Regions from separate parts of the Mus musculus genome. Here region 2 is linked to region 1. A link is a contact called in ENCODE Hi-C or POLR2A ChIA-PET data. All regions are on one chromosome and are shown on one strand. Each heading gives the region's core, a stretch centred on a gene start or an enhancer-like site at or near the end of the contact. The rest is flanking DNA. Distances are from core to core; before and after follow the strand shown.

Region 1 (2,592 bases), core at 67-2,566:
AGAGTAGCGGGGCCACTCCGGTGTCGGGCCCTCCCCCGCCCTCGGCCAGCAGCACCCCTGCAGGGCAGCCCACTGCTGTCAGCCGTCTGCAGATGCAGCTGCATCTGCGTGGCCTACAGAACAGCGCTAGCGACCTGCGTGGCCAGCTTCAGCAGCTGCGCAAGCTCCAGGTACCGCCCCCTCCCCGCCCACCGCACACCCCACCTACCCCACCCTCACCTACCAGCTGTAACCTCTCTGCAAATGCTGCCCCACCTTTCCCCAGCATTTCGCTCCAGCGAGCGGAGTCCCTCATTGCTCAGTGGTCCTTCTTCAGACCCATTGTCTGCCTCCCCTTCTAGTTTCCACTTAACTATTAAACCTCACCAAGCCCCGACACGTCATTGAGTCCTAGTCCCCTTCCTCATTTCTGAGCTGTGCCCACCACTCCCTCCATGCACTATCCTTTGCGGTGGTCCCAGTTCCTTCAGATCCTGTAACCTTATTCCCCAAGTCTCCTCAGCTCCCCCTTTCTGAGCCTGGAGTGGCTGTCCCTCCCTGCCTGGCAGATGGTTCCACCTGTCAGGAGCCTGGCATCTTCGTGCCGGCTCTTCAAGAGGGGCTTAGGGCTTGTCAGGTGAGGATAATGAGCAGAGACAAGCTGGGAGCGGAGGGCAGAGAGCTGCCATCTGGGCCACAGATAAGATCTTGGCCACCCACGTCAATTGGGGCACTCGTCTTGCAGTTCCTACTACATCGGCAGACCCTATAGATCTCACTTTGAATCCTTCACCTCAGGTCTTGTCTCCACTCAGGGCTTCTTGAGGCCACAGGTCCACAGTCACACTGTCGTCAGGGCCTTATCTAGTGTTACTCTTTGGCCACAGAAATTCTCATCCTGTTCTTCTGCCCCTATATTTCTCCAGAATATAACCTTGATCTCCCTGCCCAGCTGTCCCAGTCTTCGCCGCTGCTCACAGCCATGTCGCCTTGGGTGAAGCCCAGTATAACTTTGCCTCCTCCATGAGCCTTATCATCCCTGGCCGGGATCTCCTATTGGGTTCTCCCCAACTCCTCTCTCTACCTTGCCACGCCTTCGGGGCAGCACACACCCATAGCCCAGCAACCCAGTCTTCTGTGAAGCTTTGCTTACGCGGGGCTGCCCTCTGCCCACCCTTCCCAACATGCGTCCTCCTTCCACCCGGTCCACGCGAGCATTCTTGCGTTCCGCAGCTCCAGAACCAGGAGTCGGTGCGCGCGCTGCTGAAGCGCACCGAGGCGGAGCTGAGCATGCGCGTGTCGGAGGCGGCGCGGCGGCAGGAGGACCCGCTGCAGCGGCAGCGCACCCTGGTGGAGGAGGAGCGTTTGCGTTACCTCAACGACGAGGAGCTCATTACTCAGCAGCTCAAGTGAGGCTGGGTCCAGGCGTGTAGGGGTTGCGGGGTGGGGAGAGGACCGGAGACTTCTCAGGGGAGAAGGGGGCACGATGCGGCTTCGGTGAACAGCCTGGCTCATATGGAAGGTGCAGGTCCTTTATTTGAAATCACAGATGACGTTTGTTGGTGTTCTGAAGTCTGATTTCACCCTTCACTGTGGCCTGATTTCTCTATGACCCACAAACCTTTGGCCATCTGGCACAATTCCTGATTTCTTTTTTTCTGGCTTGGTGCCTGCCTCTGCCATGGTATCGCTTCCTATGGCCTGCTGCCTACTCTCATAACGCCAGCCGTCTGTTTTCCCTCTACCCTGTGCCTGCTTTCCTTCTGACCTAAGACCAATACAGCTTCACCCTTGGGTTGAACCAGAAGGTGCAACGACAGGGATGTTGTCACATGCCCAGGTGGTTCCTGACCCCTTACCACCCTGATCCCTGAGACCAAGCATCAAAGAAAACCCTTCCCTTCCTCTGCAAAGTGAAGCCAGGCTCTAGTAGTCTTGAAGAAGGATAAACAGAGAATAACCCAACCCTGCTTAGACATGGAAGGGTTAACAGAAGACTGTCTGATCCAGATTTAGCAAATGGCTGTCTGGCCACAATTCCATTGTCTGGCACCTGCGAAGGGGGATGCTGCAGTTTTCCCCTGTCCATTCAGGAAGCAGCGCCATCATCTAACCGCAGCCTTTTCTCCTGAGTTGTTTGGGCTGAGGCAAAGGCCCCTTCCTTTCTTGTGGTCCTTTTTAGTGACACGGGGCAGTAGGGGATCCAGAGACAGCTCCAGAATCTAGGGGCTACGTGAAGAAGGTGGCTGCCACCCCCTCCGTGCTTCAGCATTGTCATCAGTGCTGATATTTTTACAGTTCTTTTGGAAACAGCTGAGGGCCTGACTGTGCTAAGGGACTTAGAACCAGGGAGCCAAGAAAACTGTTCTAGGGTGCTACCCCACTAAGTCATATTTGGGGCCTTACCGGGGCTTTATGAGGTGGTCACACAATGGGGTCCCAGGTAAACCTGGTATGCATTTTGGTAATGTTTAAGGTAAGATCCTGTGTCACACCCCCCCATGCAGCTGAAATGCAGTGAGGAGCCCCCTTACATGGTAATGAGCCAGCAGCAGTAACTCCAAGTCACCATCCTGTCTCGGTGGGATGACGTAGTGACAGCCACCGCAGATC
Region 2 (2,592 bases), core at 60-2,559, 43 kb before region 1:
GACTGGGTAGACCAAGAAGTGGGGAAACCGGTTTGTCATCTGGGCCACTTGGGGTGGGGTCTCCTCTCCTGAGCCCGGTCTGCCAGTCATTCTGCCAGGTGGCCTGTAGGGAAGAGATGCAGGCACTGGGTGGCATTTTCTTGACCATCTGAACTGCCTTTGGGAATGCCAGGAGTAAATAAAACGGGCAGAAAGCTCAGCCCACCTGCCTCTCTTGAAAAGAAGCTTCCGAGAGAGGGAACTGGCCACAGAACCCGAGGGAAGGAAGCAGGGAGAAGCCTGAGTTCCAAAGGTCATCGTGTGTCTGGGTCCGAGCTGGAGATGGAGAAGTTTGTATCATCCGCAGGTAGGCCCAGTAAGGTGAACCAGGGTGGGGCACTCCTCCTGGCGCACTACAAGCTGCTTTGGAGATGGCAAAGGTGTCCCCAGAAGAGGCGTGAAAAGACAGAGTCTGTGACGGCCTACTTTGGGGTCCACTTCAGAAGGGATCAGTGTCTCTTCAATCTCACGCAGTACCTGCTCACGCCTGCGGTAGGGGCAGGAATCCGAAGTAGGGGCCAGGAGGACGTCCAGCAGGGGGCGTCTGGGAGCCAGGTCCCTGGCCCAGTGGTAGCTGAGGAAGGGGGAAGGGCAGAGGTGAGGAGGCGCGACCATAGAGGGGTACGCTGCACTGGGGGTGGGGGGGGGTAGGTGTCTCGGCTCTCCAGGCGTAGAACGACTGTGGCGCTCCGAGGTCACCTTGGCTGGAGCGATCCCTGATTCTCTCGTCCCCTCCCCAGCCTCAAGCCCTGCTTCAACGAACCCGAAGTGCTTTTTTTATTTTTTGTCCCAAAGCGTTGAGGGTGCTTGGAGACCCAAAGAGTCACCTCCCCAGGTGCCTCTTTCGAGGCCACTCTGGGGTCAACGCATTTGTCTCTACCGCAGCAGGAGGACCGCTGAGGGTGGGGGAAGCAGGTGGAGTTTGGGGGGGGGGGAGGAGCGTGAGCGCGCCCCGCACCCTAGTCCGGGCGGCGCGCTGCGGGATCCGGGTGTGCTGCTGGAGGGCGCGAGGAGGCGCAGTGCCCCTTCCCTTCCCCCGCTCCCCGCCACCCCCGGCGGCCCTTTGTACCATCCGGCCACACGCGCGTGCCCGCATCGTGCGCGCTCCCGCCCGCAGTGACACACCCGCGCCGGCCGCACGCGCGCACTCGCGCGCACACACACAGAGACACACACACACACACTCGCTCTCGCACACTCGGTGACACGCCCGCGCGCGCGCGCACCCACACGCCCGGCCGCCGGCGCCCTCCCAAGCTGGTCCACCCCGGCGGGGCCCGCGCCCCCGGCCCGCCCGCCTGGCACCGCGCCCCGGGGCTGGGGCCGAGCGAGAAGCCCGCGAGGCGGCGAGAGGGCGAGCGCCAGGCAGGCCGGCCCGGGGCCCCCGCCCCCCGCGCCCCCGCCCGATGGGGAACGCTCCGTCCCAAGGCATGTCCCTGTCTCTCTCCTCCCTAATGTGCCTCCATGCTTAAGTGGAAGGTATTTCTGTTTTCTTTGTGTGTTTTCCCCTCGGCCGGGGGCGGGGGCGGCGGCCGGGCCCGGGAGGCGGCGGCCGGCCGGGCGAGGGATGCTCTGGGCGCAGGTGTTACGGGGGGCAGGGTACCGCTGCGCGCCGGGCTGGGACGGGCCAGGGAGGGAGAGCGCAGGGAGCAGAGAGGGTCTGGAGCCGGCGAAGCTGGGGACCCGGCGGGAAGGGCCTCGCGGTGCCCGGGGGGAGGGGACCTGGGGTTACAATGTAAGGGGGAGGGGTGGGTGAAGGGGGATGGCGAAGAGAGTCGGGGGGAGGGGAGGGGTCCATGCGAGGTGGAAGCTAGGGTTGTTGAAGGGGGAAGGGACAAGGGATGAATGCAAGAGAACCACATCCCGCCTCAGCTCTCAGAATGGGGTGCAGGCGCTGGGCTGGTAGTGCTGGACCCTTCGTGCCAGTCCCTCAGGGAAGCAGCGGACTGAGAGCGCTCTGGGTTTGGTTGTGTTGCCAGGATACAAAGCTGCATTCTACACCCCACCCCCTGCACCTCGAGGCCCTAGCCCTGGAGACCTCCTAGCCTCCACAGGAGTTGCAGAAACTGGGGACCTGCTCCCGGCTTGCTGGGTGGTGGGTAGGGAGGGCCCTGGAGAGGGAGGGATCGAGGGAGGGGCTTCTGGATCTTAAATCCTCCCCTTGCAGACGCAAGGGGTAAAGAAGGGCGCCCCCAGCTGGGTAGGGCGTCCGGGGTGATGTGGAGGTGGGGACTGCAGGGGGCTGGAAAAGTAGAGGGGCGGGGCTGGGGAGGGGACTCGCGTGGCCCCCCCTCCCCTCCCACGCACCCCCCTGCTACGTCAGAAGCTCCTGGGCCAGCTCCGAGTCCTGTCGGTGGGGGCAGCAGGATGCTGGTGGCAGTAGAGGGGGCCGGCCGGGTGCCTCCGCAGCTCAGCTGGCAGGGCCCTGTGGGGCGTGTGTGGCTGCTGGTGCGCGCCCCCAGCCCCACGCCTCCCCATGCAGCCCTGGCAGTGCCTCCGGCGCTTCGCCCTGGCCTGGTGGGAGAGGACCGCCGAGGGTCGCGCCCGTTCTCC

Evidence for each region. A loop is a pair of places that touch in the nucleus more often than their neighbours do. ChIA-PET counts read pairs that join two places held with the same protein, here RNA polymerase II (POLR2A).
Region 2: a map of left cerebral cortex shows a loop between it and region 1 (4-fold over the local background). The contact joins the promoter of Srcin1 here to the enhancer-like site in region 1. A Hi-C loop is called at or near these places in 11 of 37 maps with a recorded cell type or tissue (CH12.LX, adrenal gland, heart and 1 more). POLR2A ChIA-PET finds 5 or more read pairs at or near these places in 5 of 5 experiments (Patski and embryonic stem cell).

What each region holds. Positions count from the first base shown.
Region 1 is chr11:97,530,600-97,533,191 of GRCm38, reverse strand. It overlaps Srcin1 (SRC kinase signaling inhibitor 1), which reads left to right. Exons shown (of 20, transcript NM_018873.2): 11 at 1-170; 12 at 1,213-1,388. Among named protein-coding and RNA genes, the nearest start is that of 4933428G20Rik, 32 kb to the right of the region's middle. Within about 2 kb of position 1,316, at least 2 of the 3 ENCODE cell types and tissues checked have a DNase peak (open chromatin) inside an H3K27ac peak, as active enhancers do; they include heart and left cerebral cortex, where a contact is called at or near this core.
Region 2 is chr11:97,573,843-97,576,434 of GRCm38, reverse strand. It overlaps Srcin1 (SRC kinase signaling inhibitor 1), which reads left to right and starts at 1,309. Exons shown (of 20, transcript NM_018873.2): 1 at 1,309-1,467. The coding sequence starts at 1,446.